Linked DNA regions of Mus musculus: region 2 is linked to region 1. The links are chromatin loops, found by intact Hi-C in ENCODE. Cell type or tissue: left cerebral cortex. All regions are shown on one strand. Each heading gives the region's core, and the rest is flanking DNA. Links, peaks and the distances in the headings are about the cores only.

Evidence for each region. A loop is a pair of places that touch in the nucleus more often than their neighbours do. Peaks named below come from ENCODE experiments on the same cell type or tissue, not always from the same donor. Only the 100,000 strongest peaks of a DNase experiment are listed, where the experiment ranks them.
Region 2: a loop joins it to region 1, with 1.9 times the contacts of the local background. A loop is called at or near these places in 14 of 42 quality-filtered maps.

What each region holds. Positions count from the first base shown.
Region 1 is chr9:56,939,436-56,955,176 of GRCm38, forward strand. Snupn (snurportin 1) reads left to right here and starts at 11,473. Exons shown (of 9, transcript NM_178374.4): 1 at 11,473-11,518. In left cerebral cortex, for the core only: a CTCF peak has its summit at 8,215 (motif pointing right); DNase peaks (open chromatin) are centred at 8,263 and 11,432; H3K4me3 peaks cover 1,072 bases; H3K27ac peaks cover 595 bases.
Region 2 is chr9:56,986,882-57,002,622 of GRCm38, forward strand. Ptpn9 (protein tyrosine phosphatase, non-receptor type 9) reads left to right here and starts at 8,087. Exons shown (of 13, transcript NM_019651.2): 1 at 8,087-8,775. The coding sequence starts at 8,713. In left cerebral cortex, for the core only: CTCF peaks have their summits at 8,040 and 10,282 (motif pointing right); DNase peaks (open chromatin) are centred at 7,251, 8,025, 8,461, 8,792 and 1 more place; H3K4me3 peaks cover 2,686 bases; H3K27ac peaks cover 2,636 bases.

The sequences.
Region 1 (15,741 bases), core at 3,793-11,792:
AAAACTAGGGTTGGAGAGATGGCTCAGTGGTTAAAAGCACCGATTGTTCTTCCAAAGGTCCTGAGTTCAAATCCCAGCAACCACATGGTGGCTCACAACCATTTGTAATGAGATCTGATGTCCTCTTCTGGTACATCTGAAGACAGCTACAGTGTACTTAGATATAATAAATAAATCTTAAAAAAAAAAAAAGTAAAACTAGGGAAGGTAACATGAAATGATTCCAAATATTAGACACAGGTTTACATGGGTAATATATACCCTCCCAACAAACCCATTTAAATGAGTAGATCAGTTACTCTGCACTTTTCAGGTGAGAAAGGAAGATAAGTCAGTATTTGATTGCTTGATAAATGAATTAAGAGTTTTAAGAGTGCTAATGCACAGCCAGTCCTTAAAAGATATGTTGGAGTGTCAGCCTCCAGGTCAGTAGCAACACTAGGCAGTGATTGGTTTCAGCAGGATGCTATAGAAGAAGTTAGTCAGAGCTGGTGTATTATGCACTAAGCAGAAACACTGCAAGTGTGGGGTCAGCCAAGGCTGCAAAGCCAGTGTCTCAAGAAATAAAAGACTGAAGAAATGACTAAGCAGTAAAGAGCACTAGCTGTTCTTCCAAAAACTCTACTTCCAAGGGATCCAATATCCTCCTCCAGCCATGCATATGTATATAGACATGCAAGCAAAATACCCATCTACCAAGAGAGGGAGAAAAATTGGGCATGGTGGCATATGCCTTTAATAATATTTCTTTGGACTCATCCAATCCCAGCACCCAGGAGGCAGAGGCAGTTGGATCTCTGGTCTAGAGAGTAAATTCCAGAGCTACAAAGAAACCCAGTTTCAGTACCTCATCCCCAACCCCCAAATTAAAAAGCAAAACAGCCGCTGAAAGTGAAGACAAAAAAAGCTCTGATGTTAGGAGCTTGCACAGCTCTTGAAGAGGATCCCAGTGTATCAGACTTAAAATTACCTATAACTCCAGCTCCAGGGGCATGAAATACCTTAGCCTCCTCAGGCTCCTGCACTTACATATGTATATCCACACACATAAACAAAACTAATACTTTTAAGGAGTTATAGAGGCTGGGCTGTATGGCACATGCCTTCAAACTCAGCACCCTGGAGGTATAGGCAGGTGGATCTCTGCATTTGAGGTCAACCTGGTTTACAGTGAGTTCCAGGATAGCCAGGACTACACAGAGAAATCCTGTCTAAAACAAAAGGAGAAGAACAAGAGTAATCCGGAGAATGTCAGGCATGGTGGCGCACGCCTTTAATCCCAGAACTTGGGAGGCAGAGGCAGGCGGATTTCTGAGTTCGAGGCCAGTCTGGTCTACAAAGTGAGTTCCAGGACAGCCAGGGCTACACAGAGAAACCCTGTCTCCGAAAAACAACAAAACAAAAAAGAATGATCTGGAGAGGTGGCACAGCCCAGCTGTATGTTTGTGTATGTTTGTTATAAATAACTTGGGGGTATTCACCAGAGAGTACTGTTTGGACATAGGTTTAAGTCACTACCAAATCTTTTGGCCCTCAGTCCACTACACTGAGCCTTTTCCAGGGTGAGCTTTAAAGCATAAAAATCACGTTTTGGGTTGACACACTTAACAAGAACAGTTTGCCAGAAGTGGAATTACAAAAGCCCAAAAGTAGTACTTTGAGAGACGTTTCCAGAGCTATGGACTTTGATGGATTAGGTATTTGTTTTCATTGTTTTACAGCCTGAATGGCACTGCCATCATGGAGTCGGTTGTGTGAGGTCTGCAGGCCTACTAAGGTCTGGGGCCCTGTTACATAACTATGGCATAGGGCTTGAGAGACCTTCGCAGTTCAGGGTACTTGCTTTTCTTGCAGAGAACCTAGGTTTGATGTCCATTGCCCATATGGTACTTTGTATATGTACTATGTATAACTCCAGTTCCCAGGATTCAGTGCCTGCTTTTGACCTCTGAGCACCAGTCATGCAGGTGATATACATACATACATTCAGGCAAGCACTCATATACACAAAATGAGAATAAATAAATCTTTTCCAAAAGTAGCTATGGCAACTTGCCTCAGAGTGTTTATTGCATCTCCTGGCAGCAAAAGCCAATCCTTTCTTTTCTCCATGCAGGCTACACACATCACTAAGCTATAGCCTAGTTCTTTGACTCTTTTGGTTTTTCGAGATGGAGTTTCTCTGTGTAGTTTTGGCAGTCCTGGAGCTCACATTGTAGATTATGCTGGCCTCAAACTCAGAGATCTATCTGCCTGCCTCTGCCCCAGAATGCCGGGATAAAGGCATGTACCATCACTGCCTGGCTCCTTTTACTTTTTAAATTATTTGTAGCGTCTTACCATTTAGCTGTAGCTGACCTGGACCTCACTGTGTAGACTAAACAGGTCTTGGATTCAGAGAATTCCTGCAGGTCTTTTGGGTACTGGGATTAAAGTGTGCATCACCATGCCTAGCTCATCGTTTGTGTTTTTTGGGTTTTGTTTTGTTGTGGGAGGAGGGGTGGGGTTGAAAGGTAGGAGATGAGACATGGTCTCAATGTAGCACTGGCTATCCTGGAGCTCACTCTGTAGACCATCCTGGTCTTGAACTCAAGAGATCCACCAGCCTCTGTCTCCCAAATGCTGAGATTAAAGGCAGGTGCCACCACACCCAGCTTAATATTGGAAGCAGGGTCTTTATGTTGTCCAGGCTGGTTTACAGTTCTTGAACCCAAGCAGTGACCCTTCTGCCTCCAGCTTCCTGAGTAGCAGGGACCTCAAGTGTATATTACCACATTCAACTCAAAAGGTTTTCTATTTTGTTTTATTTAGATTTACTGCTGGCTGATGGTAGAACACACCTTTAATCCCAGCATTTGGGTGGCAAAAGGAAGCTAACCTCTTAAATTCAAGGCCAGTGTGATCTACAGAACAAGTTCCACGACGGCAGGGCTACACAGAAAACCCCTGTTTCCAAAAAATTGATTTATTATTGTTAATTGTGTATACATGTGAATTATGTGCTTATTATGAATACAAGTGCCCGCAGGGGCCAGAGGTATTGGATGTCCTGGAGCTTGCTGGAGTTAGAGGGAGTTTTGAATTTCCTAATATGGGTGCTGGGAATTGAACTCAGGTCCTCCGAAAGACTAGATACGCTCTTACCTGCTGTGCAGGCTAGTTTTATGTCAACTTGACACATGCTAGAGTCCTTGGAGAGGAGGGAGCCTCAATTAAGAAAATGCTTCCATGAGATCGGGCTGCAGGCAAGCCTGGATAGGACCCTTAACTAATGATTGATGGGGGAGGGCCAGCACTCTGTGCATGGGGCCACCCCTGTGCTGGTGGTCCTGGATTTGTATAGTAATAGCAAGCTGAGCAAGCCATGAGGAACAAGCTGCAGGGAGCACTCCTCCATGAGCTCTGCATCAGCTCCTGCCTTCAGGTTCATGTTCTGCTTGAGTTCCTGTCCTGACTTCCTTCCATGATGAGCAGTGATGTCCAAGTGTAAGTCAAATAAAACCCTTTTTTCTCCAACTTTCTTTCTTCATGGTATTTCATTACAACAATAGTAATCCTAACTAAGACAATCACTAAACCATCTTTTCAGCTCAAAAGCTTTTTATTTCGATGAGCTTGGTAGTAGAGGCAGGAGGCTCTCAGGTTTATTCATGGTTAGTTAGCCTGAGTAACTTAGTGAGACTGTATCTCAAAATAAAATGTTAAAAGGGAACTTGAAGGGGGCTGGGGTGTAGTGACAATGTTGGCAGTTTGGTTTCTTTAAACACACACACACAGAAATATAAGAATATGTTTTCATTTTAATCCCAGGTGTGGGATATGAGGCTGCTCCTTACTGCCCACAGCAGCTGAATATGGTTTGCCTCATGCTCTGGTCGGGGTGTGATTCTGCCAGCTGCCGATAGTTTCTTCGATTCCGTGATACTTGGAATTCTGGGTGCTTTTCAGAAGGTATATAAATGCTAGAACCCCGATAGGTTAGTGGGTTGTTGGTTTTTAAGTAGTCATTTGCAAAGAAAAATAAATATATCTTGACGGTGAAGATCAAACTTACCTGAAGGAATCCGAGGCCTCCAATCTGCAGGAAGTAGTCAAACGATAACGTTGACCCCTTTCCTCTCTACCTTTTTTCTATCTAGTGTTAGGAGTTTGAAAAGGTGGGGACAGGGTAGAGAAGGGTGGAAGAAAGAACCTACAAATAGCCAAAGTCTAGCTACACTGTGGAGATGGCTTAGAGGTTAAGAGCACTTGCTGCTCTTGCAGAGGCCCTTGATTTGATTCCCAGAACATACATCAGGCAGCTCACAGCACCATGTAACCTCAGTCCTAAGATTCAATGTTCTTCTCTGGCTTCCTTGAATAGCAGGCATGCTTGTGGTGCAATATACATATATTTAGGCAAAACATGCACACAAACTAAAAATAAATCTTTATAAACAACAATAACTAGAAATTAGACCTTGTGATGTAGATCTGTAATCCAAGCTACATGGGAAATTAGCTTGGGCTAATTAGCTTGGAAAAAGCTGGGAATTAGAAGCTTAAACCTTCCTAGAGCTAAGTGTAAATCTGTGCTAGCCTGGGCGACTGCATGAGACCCCAAAGGACTGGCTATAAAGGGCTAAGGCTTCCCTTAGATTAAGAATAGAATGGCTCAGTTAGCCAGCGAAAAGCACTTGGTTAGAATGTGAGAGTCTTAGGGTTTAGTCCCCAGTATCCCTGAAACAAAAAATGAATAGAATGAAAATAGAATTATAAATTCAATATTAACTGGCCTCTCTTGATGACTGAATATATTTAACCTGGAGTCAGCTGACTATTGAAAAGGAGGAAGAAAAATGGGATGTGCTGTATTCACCAATCTCAGAGCTCCAGAAATGAAGGATCAAAGGTCATCCACTGCTTGAGGTGTTCCTGGCCAGCCTACACTGCAAGAGACTTTCGAAACTCGATCCCTACCCTTTATCCTTCCTAAAAACAGGAAGATGAAGCTCAGGCATGGTGAATTCCACTGAACACACCAATAAAAGATTTATAGACTCATATTCCAGTTACTCAGGAGACCGAGGCAGAAGTGTCCAGTAAACTGCCTTCCTATCCATCTTTAAGGTCTTGACAAGAGGTTCAAGCTTAAATAAAAGGTGAAAATTAAGCCAAAGGACTCTTGGGTAAGGTGGCCTCTAATAAGTTGTTGGAACAGTTATCCAGGAGACAGTTTCTTCCTGCGGCTGGCAGGAGGCTTCAGCATTTTTCTTCTCCCAGCGTGTATTCCTAGAGAAATTCCGATTCTCAATGGCCAAAGAGAGATCTGTCCCTTCACCTTCCAGGAGTTGTATCTGCCCCTCTCTGCTAGGCTTGGTTGTGGCTCTGCCTTGAGAACTCAGATGTCTGTCCCATCTTGAGTTCTGGCAGTTGGGTTGTGAATGCCCTATTTCAGCATTCATTCATTCTGGCCTGGTGGTATTTTCTTTTCTTTTTTGCTTTTTGAGACATGGTCCCAGCCGGGCATGGTGGTGCACACCTTTAATCCCAGCACTCGGGAGGCAGAGGCAGGCAGATTTCTGAGTTCGAGGCCAGCCTGGTCTACAGACTGAGTTCCAGGACAGTCAGGGCTACACAGAGAAACCCTGTCTCGAAAAACCAAAAAAAAAAAAAAAAAAAAAAAGAGCCATAGTCCCACTCTGTAGCTCTAATTGTCCTGGAACTTACCAGGCTTCCTTTAAACTCATAGAAATTGCTTGCCTTTGCCTCCCAAGTGCTGGGATTAAAGACATGTGCCAAGATGCTCAGCTGGCACCTCCCCTTTGATTATGAACCACTGTTCCAATTCTAAATCCTAAGGTTTAGGTTCCTGAGTGGAGATTTTTCAAAGCAGGAATTATGGGTCTACCCCAGAGATCAAGGTAGAGGATATTAAAGTCTGGGAATCGCCACACAAACCATTCAGACACCATCCCAGTTAAATGGGGCTGGTTTACTGACCACACCACCCAGGACTGCTGGATCAGGGACATGGCTCAGACTCAGGTTCTGAAAGCTATGACCATGAATATTTTCCAGGGTCAGTTTATATAGGGAAAAAAAAACTATAATGAACACATATACGTGTGTGGGGAAGGTTGTAGGGTGGTCTGCCTTTTTTCCAAGTGTTTTTAATAGTTTAGAGAACAGTTCAAGCTGTCCTCTATCTTGCTTGGCTCTAGTGAAGGCTACAGTTGGGGAATTTCCAAGAACAATAATAATAATAAACCTCAGGATATATGGTTGGCCTTGCTCTGAGCCAGACTATTTTTCTGTGTCTATAGTCAAGCTGCTGACTTCCTTAGCATCATGAAATGCTTGCAGGCATGAAACAAAAGGGTTACAGCAAAGCCAGGGATGATTTTAAACTAGGGAGCAGGCTTCAACATGGGTTTCAGTCTTCAACAGTAGATTCAAATACAGATGTGATTCTGTCCACATGACCTTAATAACATGCCAGATGGGAATCATTGACTTAGTTTAGAGTTGGCCACTTGGGTCATCTTAGGCTGGCAGATGATTTTAACCGTCAGTCTAACCTTCTCCCTTATCCCCCAGTACAAGGCAGGATTGGTCAGGCTCACTTGAAATGCAAAGTATGGAATAGGAAAGGGATGTCACTCTTGTGATAGGCTCTAGGCTACATATTATAGATTTCCCCGATTTTATAAATGTCAAAGCTGAAGCCAGGTGTGGTAGCATACACCTGTAATCCCAGCTATTGGGATGTGGAGGCAGGAAGGCTGCTCAGAGTTTGAGGTCAGCATAGGCTACAGAGCCAGACCCTGTCTCAAAATAAAAAGACTAAAGCTGGGTGGGTCCAAGCACTTTCAGTTAGTTAGAATTTTTCTTTGTTAAGTTTTTTTAAAAGGGTATGTATGCCAATATATATAAATAACTCAAGAAGGTGGACTCCAGAAAGTCAAATAACCCCATTAAAAAATGGGGCTCAGAGCTAAACAAAGAATTCTCACCTGAGGAATACCGAATGGCTGAGAAACACCTGAAAAAATGTTAAGTCAGAATGGCTAAGATAAAAAAATTCAGGTGACAGCAGATGCTGGCGAGGATGTGGAGAAAGGGGAACACTCCTCCACTGTTGGAGGGATTGCAAGCTTGTACAACCACTCTGGAAATCAGTCTGGCGGTTTCTCAGAAAATTGGACATGGTACTACCGGAGGATCCTGCAATACCTCTCCTGGGCATATATCCAGAAGATGTTCCAACTAGTAAGAAAGAAACATGCTCCACTATGTTCATAGCAGCCTTATTTATAATAGCCAGAAACTGGAAAGAACCCAGATGCCCCTCAACAGAGGAATGGATACAAAAAATGTGGTACATTTACACAATGGAGTACTACTCAGCTATTAAAAAGGATGAATTTATGAAATTCCTAGGCAAATGGTTGAACCTGGAGGGCATTATCCTGAGTGAGGTAACCCAATCACAAAAGAACTCAAATAATATGTACTCACTGATAAGTGGATATTAGCCCAGAAACTTAGAATACCCAATATATAAGTTACAATTTGTAAAACACATGAAACTCAAGAAGAACGAAGACCAAAGTATGGACACTTTGCCCCTTAGAATTGGGAACAAAACACCCATGGAAGGAGTTACAGAGACAAAGTTTGGAGCTGAGACAAAAGGATGGACCATCTAGAGACTGCCATATCCAGGGATCCATCCCATAATCAGCCTCCAAACGCTGACACCATTGCATATACTAGCAAGATTTTGCTGATGGGACCCTGATATAGCTGTCTCTAGAGAGACTACGCCAGGGCCTAGCAAACACATAACTGGATGCTCACAGTCAGCTATTGAATGGATCACAGGGCCCCCAATGTAGGAGCTAGAGAAAATACCCAAGGAGCTAAAGGGATCTGCAACCCTATAGGTGGAACAACATTATGAACTAACCAGTACCCCGGAGCTCTTGACTCTAGCTGCATATGTATCAAAAGATGGCCATCACTGGAAAGAAAGGCCCATTGGACACGCAAACTTTATAAGCCCCAGTACAGGGAAACGCCAGGGCCAAAAAGTGGGAGTGGGGGGGAGGGTATGGGGGACTTTTGGGATAGCATTGGAAATGTAAATGAGGAAAATACCTAATTTTTTTAAAAAAAGAAAAAAAAAAGGGTATATATGCAGATGCTCTATCTGCATGTACACTTGCATGCCAGAAGAGGGCACCAGATCCCGTTATAGATGGTTGAGAACTCAGAGTCATTCAGAAAATGGGTCAGTTCCCATAGGTACTGGCAGTATGTGTGAGTGGCACCTTGGTGTGGTAAGTTTGCATACATTCTCACAATTATATACTGACACACACATCCATATTGACATATGCATATGGAGCAAAAGACCAAGCACCGGTGCAGAAAGAACTCACACATTCTGGATGAAAAATGCGCTCCAATCTTTATTGCATAGAGAAAGAAAAGGCTTCTACCCTTTTAATGCTAAGTGAATTAAACCCGTGTTTTTAAGAAAAAGAGCTTTGTTCCGTTTAATAAAACTAAACCTGCCTTGTCCTCACCATGGGACCTGTTCTGTCCCATGGTAAGGAGAAGCCTGCCTGCTCCTTCTGCTCTCTGTGACATCTTCTTTTTTCCTCTTTCCCTCTGCATTCTGCACATTGCTCTCTTAGTATTTTATGTTACCTATAATTTCCAAGTTATTCCACTCTGCATTCTCCTTCTAATATAAAAAGTGTTGTCTAAAAACTTCTCCTCGGGGGCTGGTGAGATGGCTCAATGAGTAAGAGCACCCGACTGCTCTTCCGAAGGTCAGGAGTTCAAATCTCAGCAACCACATGGTGGCTCACAACCATCCGTAATGAGATCTGACTCCCTCTTCTGGTGTGTCTGAAGACAGCTACAGTGTACTTACATATAATAAATAAATAAATCTTAAAAAAAAAAAAACCTCTCCTCAGCCCAGTTCCTCTCTCAGCTCAGTTCTCACCTCCGTTCCTCTCACCTCAGTCCCTCAAATCTGACTCTTTGTCCTCAGACCTTAAACATCTTTAAGATTACATGATCATATGTTAAAAAGTACATCAAAAGTTCACATAGAAAATCAAATATAAATTGAAATAGAAGTTTACAACAGATTGTTTCCATGCATATCCATTAGGAGTAGTTATCTAGCTAAACATCCATCACTTGTCTCAGCTCCACAGGTTCACCGAAGGTTTAAAACCACAACTAAAAGCCGGGCGTGGTGGCGCACGCCTTTGATCCCAGCACTGGAGAGGCAAAGGCAGGCGGATTTCTGAGTTCGAGGCCAGCCTGGTCTACAAAGTGAGCTCCAGGACAGCCAGGGCTATACAGAGAAACCCTGTCTCAAAAAAAAAAAAAAAAAAAAAAACCCACAACTAAGTTATAAGTCAAGTTTTGTATAGATAAACCCAGTCAATATCTTATCTTCTGTCCTAGCACCTGTAATAAATCGTTAGTTCCCCTTTTATAATCTTTGGGTAATTGTTTTACAACCTCTTGGAATGTAGGAGAAAGTCTGGTTACCATCTAAGAGCAATTAACTGGTGACACTAGGGAGACTGGCAGAGTTCTCATTGCAGTTTTGACTATCAGAAAAGGACCTAATAGCAGTCCTATTATAAAAGAGCTTAATAGTCATGGATATAATTTTAGGAATTCTTATAGGATCATTATTAAGACTTAAGTCATCTATTTGTCTATATAGCATCACTAGAAGATAGTACAACTTCGTTGATTTACAGAGATCTACTCCAAAGGGGTGTGCTACTACTTAGTGATTGTTATATATATTTAATAATAACAGGAGAAGCATATTAATAGCAGGAATCTCTCCTAAAATGAGTCCCTTACAGCCTCGCTTAATAAGGGCTCACCTGTCACAAATTATATAATAATCCGAGCCGGGTGGTGGTGGCGCACGCCTTTAATTCCAGCACTTGGGAGGCAGAGGCAGGCGGATTTCTGAGTTCGAGGCCAGCCTGGTCTACAAAGTGAGTTCCAGGACAGCCAGGGCTATACAGAGAAACCCTGTCTCGAAAAACCAAAAAAAAAAAAAAAAAAAAAGAAAAGAAAAAATAATAATAATCCGAAGCAGGCCACTTCAGGATGATCAACTGCTAGTTATTAGCTTGTCCCATTATGGTTCCTGACAACCCTGGCCAAATTACTCCCCCACCACCACCCACAGGGCTCCTGACTTTCCAGGAACTCTGCAGACCAGGCTGTCCTTTAACTTAGAGATCTGCCTTTCTCTGCCTCTTGAAAGCTGGCATTAAAGGCATGTGCTAGCACTACCAGCCAGTCCTGCTTTCACCCCCTGTTGTTCGATTACAGGGTGGTGCCACTGCAAGTTTAGCGCAGGCTATACAAACACATTGATTGCTGAGCAACATCCCTAGCCACACCCCAGTTCATTGAGGTGTTAGAAGCAACGCATCTGGCTCACATTATAAGCATTAAGTAGCAAGTCCTGTTTTCATTTTACATGCTAGAAGTCTTACCCTGCAGACACGATGTATGGGTTTGCTTAGGGTCTCCTAAATCTCGGTCACTCATGTAACTACTTTCAAACCGGACTAAGTGCTGCACTCAAATGCTGAACGTTACCTATCAGGAATCGAGCCAGGTCCCTTTCCGCGTCATGTTAGAAAGGAGAATAGGGATAGCAGTGGTGGCGCACGCCTGCACGCCTTTAATCCCAGCACTCGGGAGGCAGAAGCAGGCGGATTTCAGAGTTCGAGGCCAGCCTGGTCTACAAAGTGAGTTCCAGGACAGCCAGGGCTATACAAAGAAAGAGAGAGAGAGAGAGAGAGAGAGAGAGAGAGAGAGAGAGAGAGGAAGAGAGAGAGAAAGAGAGAGAAAGAGAGAGAGAAAGAGAAAGAGAGAGAAAGAAAGAAAGAAAGAAAGAAAGAAAAAGAAAGAAAGAGAGAAGAGAGAGAAAGGAGAGAGAGAAAGAGAGAGAGAAAGAAAGAAAGAAAGAGAAAGAAAGAAAGAAAGAAAGAAAGAAAGAAAGAAAGAAAGAAAGAAAGAAAGGGAAAGGAAAAAGGAAGGGAAGAAACGTTTATTAGTTCGAAACCTGAAAGCCATTCAGAAAATCGCACAAGCAAGACAAAAGGGCTGTCAGTGCAACTCTCGAGTTTGGGCACACCCGGAGAGGTGGCGGCCACGAAGTCACGGTTTTGTCAGTGAAAGGATCCGGGGCAAGTTTGCGATCAGTACTGAAGGCTCCGTATCGCGGACAATCTCGCTAGAATCCCGAAAAAGCCTAAACCAAATCTGGAAGCCCCTCCCTAGGGAGAAGAGTCGCTCAGTTCAGGGCGGAAGTAATGTCCTGCCCGACTCAACTCCCGCGATGCACCACGGTAGGCGGAGCCGGAAGTTCGAGTGCAAGCTTGAGCGGGGCGTGTCTAGCTCCGCTAAGGCACCTAATTGGTCAGTCGGCACAGGCACTGGCGGCGTGCGCGAGTGGTACGGACGTGCGGTAAGTCTGGCCCTGTCTAGTTTGGCGTTCTCTCAGCCGCAAGCTCAAACTTCTTCTGATGACCCAGGGCTGGCTTCGCAGCCGTTACCTGGGGAGGCTGGCCAGTCTTGGGGACTTGGACTTGGCCATATTTTTGTCGTTGTATTCCAGGCAGTCTGGCTCAAACTCATGAGGAACATTTATGTGTGGCAGGGAGAATTCTGTAACCGAAAGACAAACGACTCCATTGCTAGAGAGACAGTAGCGGGGAGGGCGGCAGAGTTCACGGACGTGTGGTGGGAGCATCTATTGGGCTGGAGAAGAGGCTTGGGTGAGCCTGACACTTAGGAATTAGTTCGCTTCTTTTCCTCGGCCTCCTGCCTTGCTGCCATTGCAGGTGTATGACACGTAAGGTCCTGTTAGGGATCATTTCTATGGCATACTTCAGGATACCTTGACGGGGAAGCTCAGTAATTATCTACTGAATACTCCCGGTTATTTTACAAACACTCTGATGCACACCTTAAATCCACACTGATAATAGTCACTTTTAACAAATTTTCTTAGAAAGTATTCTTAGCCGGGTGTGGTGGTTGCATACCTTTAATCTCAGCACTCAGAAGGCAGGCAGGTCTCTATGAGTTCGAGGCCAGCCTGGACTACAAGGAGAGTTCCAGGACAGAAAACCTGTCCCCAAAACAAAACAAAACAGAAAAAAAAAAAAGTATTTTTAATGTCTTAGGATATAGGAATGCAGCTTTCTTCTTTTTCTCCTGGGTTTCAGACCCAAGGCTTGGTGCAAATATGGTGCGCACTTTGGCAAGTACTTTACCAAGTGGAGGTATGGCACCATCCTTTGTTCTTTTATTTGTTTATTTTCCTATATGCATATGTGTATGTGTGTTTTGCCTACATGTCTGCACACCACATGGGTGCCATGCTGGGAAGAAAGTCAGAAGAGAGTTCCAGTTAGTTCCCTGGAATTGGTTTACAGGTGGTCATGAATTACCACATGAAACCCAGGTCCTCTGGAAGAGCAACCAGTACTCTCTTTTTTTTTTTTTTTTTTAACTAGTGCTGTGTGTGTTTTTAAGATTTATTTATTTTTATTTATATGAGTACACTGCAACTGTCTTCAGACACACACTAGAAGAGTGCATCAGATCTCATTACAGATGGTTGTGAGCCACCATGTGGTTGCTGGGAATTGAACTCAGGACCTCTGGCAGAGCAGTCAGTGCTCTGAACCGCCAAGCCATCTCTCCAGCCCCGCAACCAGTACTTTTAACCTAATGGCTGAACCATCTCTCCAGTACCCTTCCACCCTGTCCTATCCTGTCCTGTGCATTCTTGCAAGATGGAAACAGTTGATAACAGTGTAAAGGTACTTCCCACTGCAGAACTGTATATTTGAATGGTTAAGATGCTCACTAACCTCACTCCATCCCCAAATCAATCAAAACCAAGCACTGTCACTGGGCTACAAAGCCAGCTGCTTAGCTACATTGACGGACCAGATTGCAGAACTGGGAATTGGACCTAGGGACATCACACATGCAATGGAAACACTCCTCTATTGAGTTATAATTCCAGCTACCCCCTTTAAAAAACGATTTAGTTTATTACGTGCCTCACTATATGTATGTGTGCCATGTGCTTGTCTAGTGCTCACAGAGGCCAGAAGAGAGTATCAGATTTGTTGTGAGCCACTGTGTTGGTGCTGGGGATTGAATCTAATTCCTCCGTAAGAGTGACAAGTGCTCCTAGCTCCTGAGCCATTTCTCCAGCCTGTTTTTTTTTTTTTTTTTTTTTTTTTGAGACAGGGTCTCAATAGACCCACACATATCTAGAATTCCCTAAGAATCTGAGACTGACTTTGAATTGCTGGTCCGCCCTTCCTGCCATCCTCCATGATCCCCCCCAGTGCTGGGATTTTAGGTATTGGTGAGCCTGGTTCCAACCTGTTTTCTTTTTCTTTCTGAGATAATTAAGGTCTTGCCAGGTTAGCAGGCTGGTTGTGCGCTTACTCTGTAGCCCATCCAGGCCTTTAACTTGTCATCCTCATTCCTCACCCTGTGAAGTGAGGTCATGATATTATAGGTGTGAATCACCACATTTTTGTTGTTTGAGAACACGGTCTCTCTAGTGTATTCCTGACTGTCTTGGAGCTCATTATATAAACCAGCCTGGCCTTCAGTTTGCAGTGATCCTTCTGGGTGCTGTGGTTATGTGACTGTGCTTCTGTACCTGGCTACCACCTTTTTAGTCACGTGTTCTCCCTGTTGTACCTTTCTCCCAGCCTTCTTTCTGCTCTCCTGTCACATATGTTCTCCCCCAAACCCCTGTTTTTTTTTTTTTTAAACATCTTTTTTACCCCCACATTTTTTTATTAGATATTTTTTTCATTTACTTTTTTTTTTGGTTTTTCAAGACAGGGCTTCTCTGTGTAGCCCTGGCTGTCCTGGAACTCACTCTGTAGACCAGGCTAGCCTCGAACTCAGAACTCCACCTGCCTCTGCCTCCCAAGTGCTGGGCTTAAAGGTGTGCACCACCACACCCTGCTATCAATTATTATCATTACCTCACTTAAAACAATGCTTTATAGATCCAGGGTCTCATGTTAGTCAGCCCTGCGTGGCCTGGAACTCACAAAGATCTGCCTCCCAAGTGCTGGGATTAAAGGTGTGCTAACCTGGCTGTTGTGTGCCATATTTTTATCACCTCTTCTGTTCCATTTCTAAGCTGGTCCCATTTCTTTGGTATTGTGAATAATGCAGCAATAAACATGGATCTGCACATGTCTGTAACTCCAGTTCCAGGGACCTGATGCCCTCTTCTGGCCTCTGATTGCATCAGGCTTGTTCATGTTGCATGTATATACACACAGGCAAAACACTCATACATAGAAAATGGAAAATAAAAGTAAGTCTTTTTAAAGAGGGAGAGGACCAAAAAATAAAAATAAAAAAATTAAAAATAAAAAAAGCCACCACCACCAAAAAACCCCACACATAACAGGAAAGCAGAAAGAAGGCTGGGAAGACATAGCCTCCTTTGGGTATACATCCAGAAGCAGTGTCTTCGTTAGCTTTTTGTTTTTGTTTTGTTTTGTTTTTCTTCAAAACAGGGTTTCTCTGTATAGCCCTGGCTGTCCTGGAACTCACTTTGTAGACCAAGCTGACCTCGAACTCAGAAATCCGCCTATGTCTGCCTCCCAAGTGCTGGGATTAAAAGCGTGTGCCACCACACCCACCCTTAGTTAGCTTTTTATTTCTGTAATAAAACACTATAACCAAAATCAACTTAAAGAGAAAAGGGTTTACAATTCCAGCTAACAGTCTGTCACTGAGGGAGTGAGGGCAGTAACTTGGAGGCAGAAACTGATGCAGAGGCTATGGAGGAATTTTCCTTATTGGCTTGCTTTTCAAGGCTTACTCAGCCTCATTTCTTGTAGCACGAAGGATCACCTACCTGCCCGAGGGCACTGCCCATAGTGGACTGGGTCAAGAAAAGTACCACAACCAAACATTAGACAGAGCTCGAGAAGTCTTGTGGAAGAGTTGGGGAGAAGGATTGAAGAACCCAGAGGGGATGGGGACTCCATAAGACCAATAGAGTAAATTAACCCGGTACCTAGGGAGACTTTCCATTCTCAGGGGTGAAGGAGAGGGAGGACTGGGAGGCTGGGAGGGTGTTGTGATCAGGATGTAAAATGAATAAATACATTAATTAATTGGGGAAAATGTACCACAAGCTTGCTTACAGGCCAGCCTGGTGGGGACACTTTCCTTTTCTTTGTTTTTTTTGAAATGTTGCCCCAGCTGTCCTGGAACTCTATGTAAACTGGATTTGCCTCTGTCTCCTAAGTGCTGGAATTAAGGCCACGTGTGTCACCATGCCTGGCCTTGGTTCTTTCTTTCTAAAAATTATTTTTTAAACAATTTTTAAAGATTTATTTGTTTATTTTATATATATGAGTACACCATTGCTCTCCTCAGACCCCATTACAGATGGTTGTGAACCACCATGTGGTTCCTGGGAATTGAACCCAGGACCTCTGGAAGAGCAGTCAGTGCTCTTAACCACTGAGCCATCTCTCCAGCCCTTCTTTCCTTTTTAAATTATTTATTTATTCATTTATATCTGTATGTGTATATGTTTGTCTAAGTGTATGTTTGTGCAGCAAGCGAGTGTAGGAGACCTTGGAATTCAGAAGAAGCCATTGAGCCCTGGAACTGGGAGTT
Region 2 (15,741 bases), core at 3,173-11,172, 47 kb after region 1:
AAGGCTTCTGTGACAACCCCTACCCCCTCCCCAAAAGTTACAGCCTAGCCAGAAAGTTATCAAGAGAACTTTTAAAAATTGTGATAAGGATGCTGAAGTGTATGTAGCTCTCTACTCCTGGAGGGTGTTGCAGGTGGGGAAGGACTCAGTTTTCTTTAAGGAGTGGGCCACTGGGAGATGGACCATGCTCCAGTGAGTATATGGGCAACACAAATTGGACTTTTTGTGTATGTGTGTGGGGTGGGGGTCCCAACGGTGGGGAGCAGAGTTGGGAGGACTAGGAAGTAAGAGTGCTCGGGGTTCATGGTGTGAAATTCCTAAACCAATAAAAAGATGAGAGCGCGAGTAATCAAGTGAACCTATGGTGGAATGCATACCTGTCATCCTAACATTTGGAAAGAAGAGACAGGAAAATAAGGAACTCACAGCCTGGACTTCATGCTTGCCTCTGCTGGGATTGAAGGCATATACTACTATGCTAGGCTTAACTTTGAATTTTTTGTTACTCCTATGTCCACTTCTGAACTCTGCTACAGGTTTCATGCAGTGCTGGCAATCAAGCTCTAACTCTGGGCCACTGCATGCTACACAAGCACTCTGCCAACTGTGGGACATGCATGGCCTCCCCTCCCTACCCTTCTTTTTTGGTGGGAGTTTGAAAGTCAAACTTGGGTTCATCCTGTATTGTCTACAGATGTGTGCCTGCATGTTTGGCACTGGTGTCCTTTGTGTCTGTGTGTGCAAGTGTGCATGGAGATCAGAGGTCAATGGTGGATCTCTTCCTTAATCGGTCTCCACCTTATGTTTTAAATGGATGTGTATGTATTGGTAATATAGGTCTTCTATATATGTATGTATATGTGTGTTGCCATATATATGTATATATACACACAGAAACAAATATCTTTTGTAAAATGAAATTTATGATTTTACCCTTCTTATAGTATTATGGTGAGATTAGATAAATAAAAATTATTTAACTTTTTAAATATTTTTTTAAGCCCTGGCTGGCCTAATACTCACTATGTAGACCAGAGTAGCCTTGAGTTCACAAAGATCTGCCTGCCTCCTGAATGCTGGGATCAAAAACCTATACTATTACGACCAGTGATAGTAAAATTAAATATAATTAAATAAATTAATTAAAAATAATTTAGGACAGTGTCTTTGGGAAATATGGTAAGAATACAATGTCAGTTTATTCCAGTGTATGTACAGTATGATTTATCACTAAGTTCCTAATGGTCATTATGTTGCTCCCAGTCTTTTCCTCTTCAATCCACTCTGTAATGTGAGATCTGTCTGAGCAGGACACCCATACCATGCTTGACTTTGTTAGCTCAAGGCTGTAGTTGGGTCAGGTTTGGTGATATACACCTTTAATCCCGGCACCTTGGAGTCACAGGGAGGTGGATCTTTGTGAGTTCAAAGCCCAGCCTGGTCTATATAGAGAGTTCTAGATCAGTTGGAGGCCTACATAGTGAGACCCTGTTTCAAAAAAAAAAATGGTAGTTTGGGGCCAGTGAGATACGTGGCTGTCATCAAGTCTGACAACTTGCGTTCCATCCCTAAGACCCCCATGTCAACTGAAAGAACTGGCCCTTGAAATTGTCGTTTTACACGCATGGTATGCACAGGCATGTGTGCCACACACATGGTAAATAAATAAATGCAATTTAAAAAAACCTAAAATCAGCCAGACAAAAACAGATGGTAGTTAACTGCATGTGGTCAAATACATATAAACACGTATAATCCCAGCACAGGAAACAGGACAGATCAGGAGTTCAAGGTCATCCTCAGCTAAATAGAGTTCTGAACTACAGGAGACCCATCTCACAAGGACAACAACAACAACAAAACCAAAAACAGGCTAAGCAGAAAAAGAACAGGTTCAAGACAAACCTAGTAGAACATGGCAACCTATGCCTGCAATCCTAGCACTTAGGTAGCCAAGGCAGAAGAGCTGCCCTGAATTCCATCCAGCCTGGGCTGAAGAGTGAGGCCCCTCAAAAGAAAACGAACTCAAGCTAGATGGGCATTTGGATTCTGGCTCTTCTACAGTTTTTCTCTGAGAGCAGAGCTAGCCAGCTAGGTGCTTTTTTTTTTTTTTTTTTTTTTATTTAAGATTTTTTATTTATTATTATATGTAAGTACACTGTAGCTGTCTTCAGACACACCAGAAGAGGGAGTCAGTTCTTGTTACGGATGGTTGTGAGCCACCATGTGGTTGCTGGGATTTGAACTCTGGACCTTCGGAAGAGCAGTCGGGTGCTCTTACCCACTGAGCCATCTCACCAGCCCCAGCTAGGTGCTTTGTACTTAGTTTTTTGTGTCTCATTCATTTCCAAACATTGTGTTGAGCTTCTGATCAGCAACAGTTCTAGCAAACTTCCTTTATTCATCTGCAGGTCCTCATACATTTGCACCTTGAAATCTCCCCAAGCTTCCTGTACTCAGTTAAACTGCATCCTTTATTCTCTCTCCTCACCACACTGGTAGACTGGGTTAAAAAGCCTGGGCTCATGTTTCATCTCAATGGGAATGTCGTGGGTGGCTGCATCTCGGGCTGCAGGTGCCCTCAAATCACTGGGCAGAAGTGCCAAAGGAGTAGAAGTAGGTAGGAACTGTCTGTCTGTCTGTTTGTCTGTGTCCAGTGGTTTTTTAGCATACAGCTATTGCCATTTCTTTCTTATTTGGTTTATTCAATGTTATTGAAAAAATTTACTAGTGGGGCAACTAGTTGATCATTCATCCACTGACAACTTGCATCTTTTTTTTCGCTGCTACGTTAAATATCAGGCAGACTGTTTTATAGATCTGTGCACTCTCTGGCACTAAAGAGTTGTCTGAATTTGATTTACATCACAGTGGACAGATGGGTAGAAGACCCTTAGAATGCTGGATGAGAGGGAGCGTGTCTGTCATCCAGCATTTGGGCAACCGGGATTTAAAGATAGTTTTGCATCTGTGGCTAAAAAGTAAGTTTGAGAACAGTCTGGACTATATGAGACCCTATCTCAAAAAAAAAAAAAAAAAAGTCAAAACCAATGCAAACTGGACATGTTGGTGGATACTTCTAATCCCAGCACTGAGAGAGATGCAGAAAGATGACGGCAGGTTTGTTGGTACCACCCTAGTCTTCCTAGGGAGCTCCAGGTCAGCCAGGGTTACCGAGGGGAACTGTCAAAAATGAAAACAAACAACAAAGACCTTTCAACTGGGTATGGCTGTTTGCACCTTTAATCCCAGCACTCAGGAGGCAGAGGCAGGTGGATCTCTGAGTTCTTGGCCAGCTTCATCTATAGAGTTCCATGACAACCAGGACTACACAGAGAAGCCCTGTCTCAAACCAAAAACAGAGAGAGAGAGAGAGAGAGAGAGAGAGAGAGAGAGAGAGAGAGAGAGAACTTAAAGCAGGAAACCATTGTGATCTCATGATATTGATACAAATTTTACCATTACTGCTAATGTTTAGATTATAAGTTAATTGGTTGTATAAAGAGGAATCTGTAGTATAATGATTTTTTTTAAAGCACCACCTTAATAGGGACTGCCCTTAGATCCCATAGTGGCTTGCCAATGAAACATGTCATCTCCAATTACACCTGCAGAACATATGGCTGAAGAGCCACAAGAACAAATCACTGGATTCTAAATTCCGTGTTTAATCTGTTCTCAGCACTGGGGTCTGCTTGTTGCTGTCACTCTCACAGTGAGCCAAAGTTCCAGCCACACACTCTGGCAGAAGGGAGGATTATCTCTTCATCTCACACTGGAAGAAGCTTCTATCAATTCGTGGGCTTGGTGGCCTGTGTGTCCTGTAATTTCTGATACTGTTTTATTCTGCTGTCTCCTCCCAACTCCTCAAGTTAGTTCTAGAGCTTCTACATTTGTTTAAATGACTGTTTGTTTTATTTAGTTATATTTTGGAGACAATGTTTCACCATGTAACCCTGGCTGCCCTGGGTTCTATAGACCAAGTTGGATTTAGAGATCCACCTTCCTCACTTTGCCTTCTGACTGCTGGGATCAAAGGTATGTACCACCAATGTCCATCTAAATGACTATTTAAATACACTAGTAAAGCTATACTGAGCCAAAACAGTGGTTGCCCTTCAAAGCAGAAATGACTGGAAGGGAACAAAATAGGACTTTGTTAATGTCTTAGGTGTATATTGCTGTGAAGAGACAACATGACTAAGGCAACTCTTAGAAAGGTGGAGACAGAGCTGAGATTCTACATCTTGATCCGAAGGCATCAGAAGGAGACCGCTACACCAGGCATAGTGTGAACATACATGAGACTCCAAAGCCCCTCCCCTTCCCCTCACAGTGAAACACTTCCTCCAACAAGGCCACACCTACTCTGGCAATGCCATATCTAATATTATTGCTCCCTATGGGCTACACATGAGTCTATGGGGGGGGGCTGCTTCAGATTGTTCATAGCTGATAACTATGATTTGTCTTATGCTCTAGGAGGGGCATGATTTTTGGCAGCTGCAGACAGTTATGCTTGGAATTATGGGGACTTGAGAATGTATAAATTTGAGAGCCCTGAGAGGGCCTGTGTCGGCGGCTGCTGCTGGTGCCTTTTGCTGCTATTGCTAGATTGCTGGTTGGGATACTCTTGTCAATGGAGACTGGCACTTGCCCCTAGGAACTGGATGCTCCTAATCAACAGGAAGTAGTCTAAAGAGTTCTATACCCCTTTTTCCCCTCTAACCTTCTTCCTCTCCTACCTAGTGTTGAGGGGTTGGAAGGGTCTAGCAAGGAGAAGGGTGGTAGATATAAGAACCCAATAAAGGGGACTGAAAAGTATGGCTACATATGCATATTATTTGAGTCTTGCATTTTTAAAAAGTTTAACATGTGTCTTAGTCAGGGTTTCTATTCCTGCACAAAAATCATGACCAAGAAGCAAGTTGGGGAGGAAAGGGTTTATTCGGCTTACATTTCCATACTGCTGTTGGTCACCAAAGGATGCAGGACTGGAACTCAAGCAGGTCAGAAAGCAGGAGCTGATGCAGAGGCCATGGAGGGATGTTCTTTACTGGCTTGCCTCCCCTGGCTTGCTCAGCCTGCTCTCTTATAAAACCCAAGACTACCAGCCCAGAGATGGTCCCACCCACAAGGGGCCTTTCCCCCTTGATCACTAATTGAGAAAATGCCTTACAGTTGGATCTCATGGAGGCATTTCCTCAACTGAAGGTCCTTTCTCTGTGATAACTCCAGCTGTGTCAAGTTGACACAAAACTAGCCAGTACAATTGACCCCTTGTCAACTTGACACACAAAAACATCACTAGTAAGCCTCAACCCTTACATTCTTATTCATCCCCAAGGTCTAAATAACTTTAAAAGTCCCACAGCCTTTACATATTCTTAAAATTTCAATCTCTTTAAAATATCCATCTTTTTTAAAATCCAAAGTCTTTTTACAATTAAAAGTCTCTTAACTGTGGGCTCCACTAAAACAGTTTCTTCCTTCAAGAGGGAAAATATCAGGGCACAGTCACAATCAAAAGCAAAAGTCAATCTCCAACTGTCCAATGTCTGGGATCCAACTCACGATCTTCTGGGCTCCTCCAAGGGCTTGGGTCACTTCTCCAGCCAGGCCCTTTGTAGCACACACATCATCCTCTAGGCTCCAGATGCCTGTACCCCACTGCTGCTGCTGCTCTTGGTGGTCATCTCATGGTACTGGCATCTCCAAAACACTGCATGACCCCTTCAGTCCTGGGCCTTCAATTGCAACTGAGGCTGCACCTTCACCAATGGCCTTCCATGGCCTCTCACAGTACCGAGCCTCAGCTGCTTTGCGTGACCCCTTCATGCCTTCAAAACCAGTACCACCTGGGTGAACCTTACATATTACCAAGTCCTGCTGCAGCAGGAGTACAACCTTGGCCATCTCTGGAACACAGCCTCTTTGTGCTTTCAGAAAACACTTCCCAGAAGATGTCACCTCAATGATGCTGGTCTCTTCTTAATCACCGCTAATTTCTTAGCTCCAGCTAACCAGCATCAATAGTCCCAGTAATGCAAAGTTTTTGCTTTGGTAGTTCTGGTATCTTGTTAATCACAGCTGATTCTTCAGCCCCAGCTAACCAGAACTACAGAATCTTCACAATCAAAACAGCAATGGCCCTGAAAAGAGTCTTTAATTTTCCCTCTGAAATTTCACAAACCAGAGCTCCATCTTCTGCGGTGTTCTCAACATTATCTTCCAAGCTCCTACACAACATCTGACAGAGCTCTTAACAACGGATGGATCTTCAAGCACAACGTTCTAAAGTCCTTCCACAGTCCTCCCCAAAACATGGTCAGATTGTCACAGGAATACCCCACTCTGCTGGTACCAATTTGTCTTAGTCAGGGTTTCTATTCCTGCACAAACATCATGACCAAGAAGCAAGTTGGGGAGGAAAGGGTTTATTCGGCTTACATTTCCATACTGCTGTTGGTCACCAAAGGATGCAGGACTGGAACTCAAGCAGGTCAGAAAGCAGGAGCTGATGCAGAGGCCATGGAGGGATGTTCTTTACTGGCTTGCCTCCCCTGGCTTGCTCAGCCTGCTCTCTTATAAAACCCAAGACTACCAGCCCAGAGATGGTCCTACCCACAAGGGGCCTTTCCCCCTTGATCACTAATTGAGAAAATGCCTTACAGTTGGATCTCATGGAGGCATTTCCTCAACTGAAGGTCCTTTCTCTGTGATAACTCCAGCTGTGTCAAGTTGACACAAAACTAGCCAGTACAACATGTATGGGTGTTTTTTTTTTCCTGATGTATGTTTATACATCACATGCTCCTTAAAAGTTCTATACTACCACGTGGGTACTAGAATTGAACCCAGATCCACTCCAAGGTCAGCCAGTATTCTTAACCACTGACCCATCACGCGAGTCCCTGAGTGTCTTCATTATTTTACTTCCTGATACATCTTCCATTATCTTATACTGTCTTATTTTAACTCCAGTGCATAGTGCAGTGTCTGGTGTGCAGATAGACTTGTTATAGACTGTCTTCCAGTTTCAATACTGAAACCAACTCCTGAGTAGGTTCCTGAGTTCAGCGTAGAGTTCATTTTACTGGTGGCAAAAGACAAACTAACATAGTTGAGGGGCAAGGAGGCATGGACATGCCTTTAATTCCTTCACTCAAGAGGCAGATCTCTGTGAGTTCAAGGCCAGCTTGGTCTACACAGCCAATTTTGGGACAGCCAGGGGTACATAGAGATCCTTTCTCAAAACTCTGTCTTTCCTGGCCCCCTGACCCTCCACACACACAAAGGAAAAAACTTAGCAGAGGTAACCCTGAAGCTGCTATTGCACTGGTGCCAAAATGGAGTTAAGAATATATATAATTTATTTTTTAAAAAGTTCTCCAAGATGGGCATCAAAACCTATAGCATTTTCTTTTCCGAAGACCCATCCCCTGGTTCTTTCTGGACTTCAGTCCTGGGGGGACTAGTTGTGGCACTCCGATTTCTTGAAATCCTTCTAGAATACTTATCTTTGGTCTAACATGATAAAAAAAATCACAGTAGGCCCAGCCCTGCCTTCTCAATGCTCCTATCCTGAGAGACCCAGACTCTGCTGTTTACCCTAGAGTAAAATCATGCATTTGCAAAGGCTGTGGGCTTCCTGAATGAATTCTGAAACAGGATGTCTCTCTCTGTCTCTTCCTCACTCTCTCTTTGTACCCGATTACAATTAGCTACAATGATGCTGGACTACAGGATACATTCATTGAGCAAAGAAATGCGGCCCTTGCTTATCTGTCAGATCCGAGGCATCTTGGACCTCACAGGCAACCTTTCAGACCCTACCACGAATAGGTAGAAGCCGCCCGTGAATACCGGGAAGGGCACCGGTCCTCGCGCAGTTTTGGATTCTTTTAACTCCCAGTCGCGTCTCCCTCCCGCTCCCGTAGGGGAGTCGCCTCTCGTCCCCGCAGCCCCTCCCCCGCCGCGCCGCTCCGTTCCGCTCAGCCTCCCCTCCTCCCAGCTCCTCTCTGTCTCCCCCTCTCGGACAACGTCCCCGTCCGGCCCGGCCCTCCCCGGCTCCTGTTTGTGAATGAGATGCTCAGTTTCTCAATGGAGCCGTGGGGGGCTCGGGCGGACGCGGCGCAGGCCGCAGCGCTGGCCCTGAGCCGGGAGGGGGACGCCTTTTCCTCGCTCGCTCGCGCCCGCCCTCCCTGTCTCCGCGGCGGCTTTTGAGGAACTGGGCCGCGAGGCCACGGAGCAGTTCGCAGGGCCCGCATCCCCGTGGACGCCCGGGCTGGGCGGTCTCGAGGCGCCGGCGAGCTCTGCCCCGGGGGTTAAGCGGCTCGGAAGGCCGACGGCCTCCAACTCCCGCCAGGCGCCTTCGCGGTGGCTGTAAAAGTTGTGGACTCCTAAAAAAGAAAGAAAGCCAAGCAGACCTCGAACTGCTGTTAGTTCCTCGCCCGCACTTTCTCCTCCTCAGGACAGGAGGGGTGGCGTGAGGAAAGGAGTGAAGCAAACAGGAGGCATTTCCTCTCCGCGGGGAGCGACAGCGGGCTCTCCCCGGCCAGCAGGAGCGGCGTTGGCAGCCGCCGCGGGCGCCGGGCGCTCGCACCATGCGCGAGCCGACCGAGAGCTGCTGAGGCGCCGGGCCACAGAAGCGGAGCGCGAGTGCAGCGGGTTCTGGCGCTCGCCCACCAGACCTGCCCCGGCGGCGGCGGGATGGAGCCGGCGACCGCGCCCCGGCCGGACATGGCGCCGGAGCTGACCCCCGAGGAGGAGCAGGTAAGCGCCGCTGCAGCGGTGGGTGTGTCCGAGCCTCCGAGGCCTAGGCCGGCCTCTGTTCGCCGGGCTGCGCTCCTCGCCCCGGGCCCTCAGCGGCTCCTGCTCGCATTTCAGGCCTGCGGGCTGGCCTCCCCGGGCCGGAGACCGCGCCCCAGGCCATCGCCCAGCCCAGCCCCGGAGCCGTGGGACCCCTGGCTCTGAGATTCTTATGCTTCGAGACTTCCGGGGGGGGGGGGGTCCGTGCTGCTCCATTTCAATGAATATTAAAGTTCCTCGAACTGGGGCGGGCTCCCCACTGGATGACTGCAGGACACCTTGTCCCAGGCCCTTCTACTCTCTGGAAGCGTTTGCATTTTTTTTTTTTTTTCTCGAGGGTCCGTTGTTTTCAAGGGCAAGGAAAGCCATTTGGGGGGAGGATTCCTAGGTGGTTGTCTCCGTTCCCAAGATGGGGGGAGGTAGCGCTGGTAAAGAGGTGGCCCAGATTCTCAAAGGAGCCCTTCAGGCTTTCAGACTGCTGTGACGGGCCTACTTGGACAGATCCTGAAAGATCTGTTCCTTTTCTAGCTCCCCAAGTCCCTGGCCTTGACCTCCCTATTCTGCTTTCCCAGGCTAGGCTCTTACCCTCGTCCCCATTTCCCTGCCCCCACCTCATCTGACAGTCTCCATCTTTCTGAAGCCCACACTGGAGTTCCATTGTCCCTTTTTAAAGCTTGAGATCTTAAATTCCCAGAAAGTAGTAGCTTGCGTTATCATTTGAGGGGTTTCTGTAAGCGAGAAGCCTAGCGAGCGCTCTTATAACTTTACACCCCCCCCCCCATATTCCAGCTGTGGAAACACGGACTAGATGAGATTCAGAACCCCACGGATTGGGCTCTTGCTCTTCTCTCCTTGGCACTGCTCATATCCAAACAGAAGCTGTGCTCAAATATGGCCATAATCTGCTTGTACCTTACAAAATAAATGAAAGAGGAAAAGGTGAGACATGCTGGTAATGATCCGTTTCACACTCTCACGCCCTAGTTCACAGGCCCACATTTGCTAACACAATCTGGAGTGGGGAGATGTCTATTTTGACAAACTAACATTGGTTTAATGGTTTTTTTTTAAAGACCTTTTTATGGTTTATTTATTTTTATTTTATTTGCATTGGTGTTTTGCTTGCATATATGTCTGTGTGGGGGTGTCAACTCACTTGGAGATGGATTATGGATACCTGTGACTGCCATGTGAGTGTTGGGAATTGAACCTAGGTCCTCTGAAAGAGTAGCCAGTGCTCTCTCCAGCCCCAAGACCTGATTTTTAAAAAGCCCTTGAATTTTCTTTTGGAAAAGTCATGCTTTCTGTGGAAATGATGTTTTTGTTTTGTTTTGTTTTTTTAATTTCCCCCAGACCTATACTCTTATTGACTTTAAATAAACTCAGCATGAGTAAAAAAAAATTTTTTTTTAAATTTACTTATTTTATGTATATGAGTATACTGTAGCTGTCTTCAGACACACCAGAAGAGGGCAGACATTCAGAAGAGGGTAGACATACCAGAAGAGGGCATTGGATCCCATTACAGATGGTTGTGAGCCACGGTGTGGTTGCTGGGAATTGAACTCAGGACCTCTGGAAGAGCAGTCAGTGCTCTTAACCTCTGAGCCATCTCTCCAGTAAAAAAAAAAAAATTTAAGAATACCTTTTTAAAAACAAATTTGCAAATAGTGGTAACAGCTTGGTAACTGCAACAGTGTTTTCAAAATGCTAGTGAGACAGTGCAAGCAGGTGGCCAAGGGCCAAGGAGCCACTCTGCCAGGACTGGGAAAGGCCTCCCTACTAATGTGTTACCTTGATTTTTTTTTTTTTTTTTTTTTTTTTTTTTTTTTTTTGAGACAGAGTTTCTTGGTGTAACTAGCCTTGTCTGTCCTGAAGCTCTCAACCTGCAGCATCTCAACATGCTGGCCTGGAACTCACAGAGATCCACCTGCCTCTGCTTCCTGAGTGCTGGGACTAAAGGTGTGGGTCACTACTGCACCACAGGTTGATTTATTTTTATTTATTTATTATACACTGGGTGACTTTTTTTTTTTAACACATTCATTATTTTTCTTTCATTCCTTAAATGTTCTTAAGATGTGTATGTTTCTGTTGTACACTATATATACCACTTTATATTAAGATGTGTATGTGTCAGCGGGGCAGTGGTGGGGCATGCCTTTAATCCCAGCACTTGGGAGGCAGAGGCAGGTGAATTTCTGAGTTCCAGGTCAGCCTGGTCTATAGAGTGAGTTCCAGGGCAGCCAGGGCTACACAGAGAAACCCTGTCTCGAAAAACCAAAAAAAAAAAAAAAAAAAAAAAAAAAAAATTAAATTAAAAAAAAAAAAAAAAGAATACTCTGATGTGGCCAGCTGTAGTGATACACACCTTTGATTCCCGCACTCAGGAGGCAGAGGGATCTGAGTTTGAGGCCAGCCTGTCCTACACAGCAGGTTCCAGGATAGTTAGGGGAGAACAGAGAAACCCTATCTTGAAAAAAGGAAAAAAGAAGGAAAGAAAGAAAGAAAGAAAGAAAGAAAGAAAGAAAGAAGAAAGAAAAGGAACCTGTAATCCACAGAATTAGTATTGTAACTGGAGGTTTCTTTCTCTACCTTATAAAAGAACAAATAGAAATTAAATAACTATGACCTAGGAAAAAACCTCAGCCAAACAAAAACACACACTCAAACCATGTCTGGTTTCCAATGCCAGACTTTGTAGTTACTCCAAAATGTTGAAAGACAAATATAATAGTTTCTTATTTTAGTTCAATAAAACATTTTTTTAGTTTTCTAATTAATTAATTAGCTAATTAATTAATTAAAAGTCGAAGTTTCCCTATGTAGCCTTGCCTGGTGTGGAACAGCTTGTAGAGCAGGCTGGCCTTAATTTCACAGAGATCCACCTGTCTGTTCCTTCCATGTGCTGGGATTAAAGTCATGTAACACCATGCCTGACTATCAGAGTTTTCCTGAGTGTTGGGATTATAGGCTTGCTCCACTATACTGGGCATAAAAGGTCTTCCTCCTCTTCCTCTTCCTCTTCCTCTTCCTCTTCCTCTTCCTCTTCCTCCTCTTCTTTTCTTTTTGTTTGTTTGTTTGTTTGTTTGTTTGTTTGTTTGAGACAGAGTTTCCTGGCTGTCCTGGAACTTGCTCTGTACATTAGGCTGGCCTTGAAGATCCCCAGCTTCTGCCTCCAGAGTGTAGTGATTAAAGGTGTGCGCCACCACATTGGCTATAAAAGGTATGCTTAAGGTCAGTCTTGGTGGCACTGGGGAGGCAGAGTTGGAAGATCTCTGAGTGATTTTCAGGCCAGTCAGGGCTAAATAGTGAAACTATGTTCCAAAAAAGAAAAAGAGTTTGAAAAAAAAAAAAGAAAGAAAAAGAAAATCGTTAGGTTAGTTGGGTCTTATTTTGTATGTCTACTTGTTTACTTAGCTCTTTGTGGAAAGGGGGTAGACCCCAGAGCCTTTTATGTTTGAGGAAGGCACTGTACTGTTGAGCTATTCTTATTCTCTGTCATGGAACCCTATTCGGTAATCAATTAGGAGATTATACTGACTAGCATATAAAGGGTGGAGTTAGTCTTTTTGGAATGTTCCCACTGCTTTATAGCTACTGTGGACTACTCTCTCCTGAAGATTAAATATGTCTTTCTGTAGTCATGCCAATCAAAATTTTGGACACTTTTTTTTGTTTTTTTGTTTTTGTTTTTGTTTTTGGCTTTTTCAAGACAGGGTTTCTCTGTATTGCCCTGGCTGTCCTGGAACTCACTCTGTAGACCAGACTGACCTCGAACTCAGAAATCCGCTTGCCTCTGCCTCCCAAGTGCTGGGATTAAAGGCGTGTGCCACCACCACCAGGCTAATTTTGGACATTTTATTGCCCTTATTCCTTGTATAAAATGTATCATTTGTATAAAATGTATTATCAGGCTTTCTTAAGTATCTCTTTAATTTGTGAGCTTCAGGCTGTCACCCTGACTATGATCACAATCACTCTTGTCTAGATTAGTGTTTTATCCCAATAAGAGTTTACTTTAAAATTTTTTTAATATTTGTGTATATGCCACAGATATTACAAGTGCCATGGCAGGAATGTAGAGGTCAGAGAGGACAGCTTTCAGGAACTGGTTTTCTCCTTCCACCAGGTGTGATCCAAAGATTGTACTGAGGTGGTCAAGCTTAGCGGCAAGCATGTTTACCTGCTGAGTGGAGGCTCTGGCCTCCTGTCTGATCCTATAGCATAGTTGAGAAGCTAAACTCAGATTGCAAATCTGGTTTCATCTTCCCTTCAGCCTGTCCACCTTCCAAATCAGCGCTGCTAGGAATATTTTTTTGTTGGAGATATCCTGACTGTGGAGACTGGACTTGCCCCAAGGAACCCAAAGCCCTTAATCAGCAGGAAGTAGTCTAAAGAGGTCTATGCCCCCCTTTCCCTCAAACTTCCTCTCTCCTATCAAGTGTTGGGGGATTGGAATGGATTAGGGTGGAATAAATGTTGGAAGGGTGGTAGCTGTAAGAACTCAATAAAAAGCTAAAGAGAAAGTATGCCTACAGAAAGTCATGGTGGCTCACATTGTAATCTCAACCTAGGAAGTTGAAGTTGGAGGATTGCCATGAGTTTCAGGCCAATCTGGACTAAAGAGTGAGATCCTGTTTCACAGAGAGGGGACAGGGGTTGGGGAGATAGCTTTTTTTAGTAAATTGCTTACCTTGTAAACGTGAAGACTTGATTTGATTCCCAGAATTCACAAAGAAGTTCTGGGTGTTGGTGGTGAACACTTGTAACCAAGGAGCTGGGGAGGTGGAGACAGGAGGATCCTGGGCTCCCTGGCCAGACATCCTGGCCTAATTGCTGAGTACGGGACCCACAAGACACAGATACACACACACTGAAAAATGAATAAACCATAAATAGTGACTCAACTAGAACTGGATAATGATACTTAAATTAAGTAACTATAGCCTTGTAAAGTCTTACATGGTTATATGGTTATTCCAGTAGCAATTGATGGTGTAGGACAATATAGTAATTCTCCTTTTTTTGTTTGTTTGTTTTTTTGTTTTTTGAGACAGGGTTTCTCTATATAGCCCTGGCTGTCCTGGAACTCAGTTTATAGACCAGGCAGGCCTCGAACTCAGAAATCTGCCTGCCTCTGCCTCCCAAGTGCTGGGATTAAAGACGTGCGCCACCATGCTCAGCATGGTAATTCTCTTAAGTACTTATAATTCTATTCATTGCCAACTAACAATGGTTTCAATAATTTATATTCTTCTACATAAAAAGAAATTAATCTCCAGTATGCTGATAACAAGCATTATATTATATTATATTAGTGCTAAGGATTGAACTTAAGATCCAATGAATGCTAAACATATGATCTAATAATGATCTACACTACTCAGTACTAGTTTTTTTAAAAAAATTTTTAATGAATTACAAATTAAAAAAAAATCGAGCCAGTGTTCTCACTATAGACCAGGTTAGCCTAGAACTTGCTAAATAGGTCGGGCTGGCCTTAAACTCCTATTCTTCTATCTGTGCTTCCTGAGTGCTGATACCAAAAGTTTGTGCTACCATTCCTTGCTTGGTTTTTTAAGACATGATTTCATTATCTGGCTCAGATTGGCCTTGGAAAATCACTGCCATGAGTTATCTATTAATGTTTATTTGCAAAGCTTGTAAAGAAAATCCTTATTTCAGCTCTCATAGCATTGTAAATACTAAAAAGGACTCACTGGAGCACTTAGTGTGACTGTAAACAGTCAATCGAGCTAGCCACTACTACATTCCTTTGCATATTGAACTTTTGGGGATTTAGTTACTGAAAACAATCCTAAGGAGGAACAACTGTTTCAATTCACCCTGGGATCTATATACTTAGTGGTTTTTTTAATATTATTAATATTTAGTTTACTTTTTTGAGACAGGGAGACCTTTTGACCTTGGCTAGCCTGGAACTTGCTTTGTAGACCAGTAGAAAGATCACTCCTGGTTGATAATATATGTGTGTGTGTCTGTGTGTCTGTGTGTCTGTGTATTTTATTTATATGCATATATGTGTGTTTGAGGGTAGGTTTGTGCATATGAGTGGAGTGTCCGAAATATCCAGAAGAGGACGTTGTATCCCCTGGAGCTGGAGTTACAGGCAGTTGTGAACTGGTCCTCTGGAAGACCAGCACCCACTTTTAACTGTTGAGGCATCTCTCTAGTGTTCTGGTGTGTGTGTTGCTGTGGATCAAACTTGGATTTGTGTATTCTGGGCAGTTTCTCTACTGTGTTGGCTTTTATGACTGTGAGAAAATGAGTACTTTGAATCTTTATAGTATTGGGTTTTTTTGTTTTTGTTTGTTTCTTTTAAAAAATATTTATTTATTTATTTATTTATTTATTTATTTAATGTAAGTACACTGTAGCTGTCTTCAGACACTCCAGAAGAGAGCATCAGATTTCATAATGGGTGGTTGTGAACCACCATGTGGTTTCTGGGATTTGAACTCAGGACCTTTGGAAGAGCAGTCGGCACTCTTAACTGCTGAGCCATCTCACCAGCCCCGTTTGTTTGTTTCTTTGGTTTTTTTCTGAGACAGGGTTTCTCTGTGTAGCCCTGGCTGTCCTGGAACTCGCTTTGTAGACCAGGCTGGCCTCGAACTCAGAAATCCACCTGCCTCTGCCTCCCAAGTGCTGGGATTAAAGGCGTGCGCCACCACGCCTGGCTTCTTTATAGTATTGTTGTGGGAACTATTTAAAAAAAAACAAAAACAAAAACAAAAAAAAAAACCTGGCACTTCCCACGCTGGCAACTCTCAGCCTTGGTGGCCTAGCTGGCCACACTATGGTGGGCAACGGCTGACCTGTTTTACCTTGTGGAGACTCTTTGGCCTGGAGCTCCTGAAACAGCTCCACCCAGTTCTCTAGGTTCCCACTGGCCGGTCATTGCCAAGC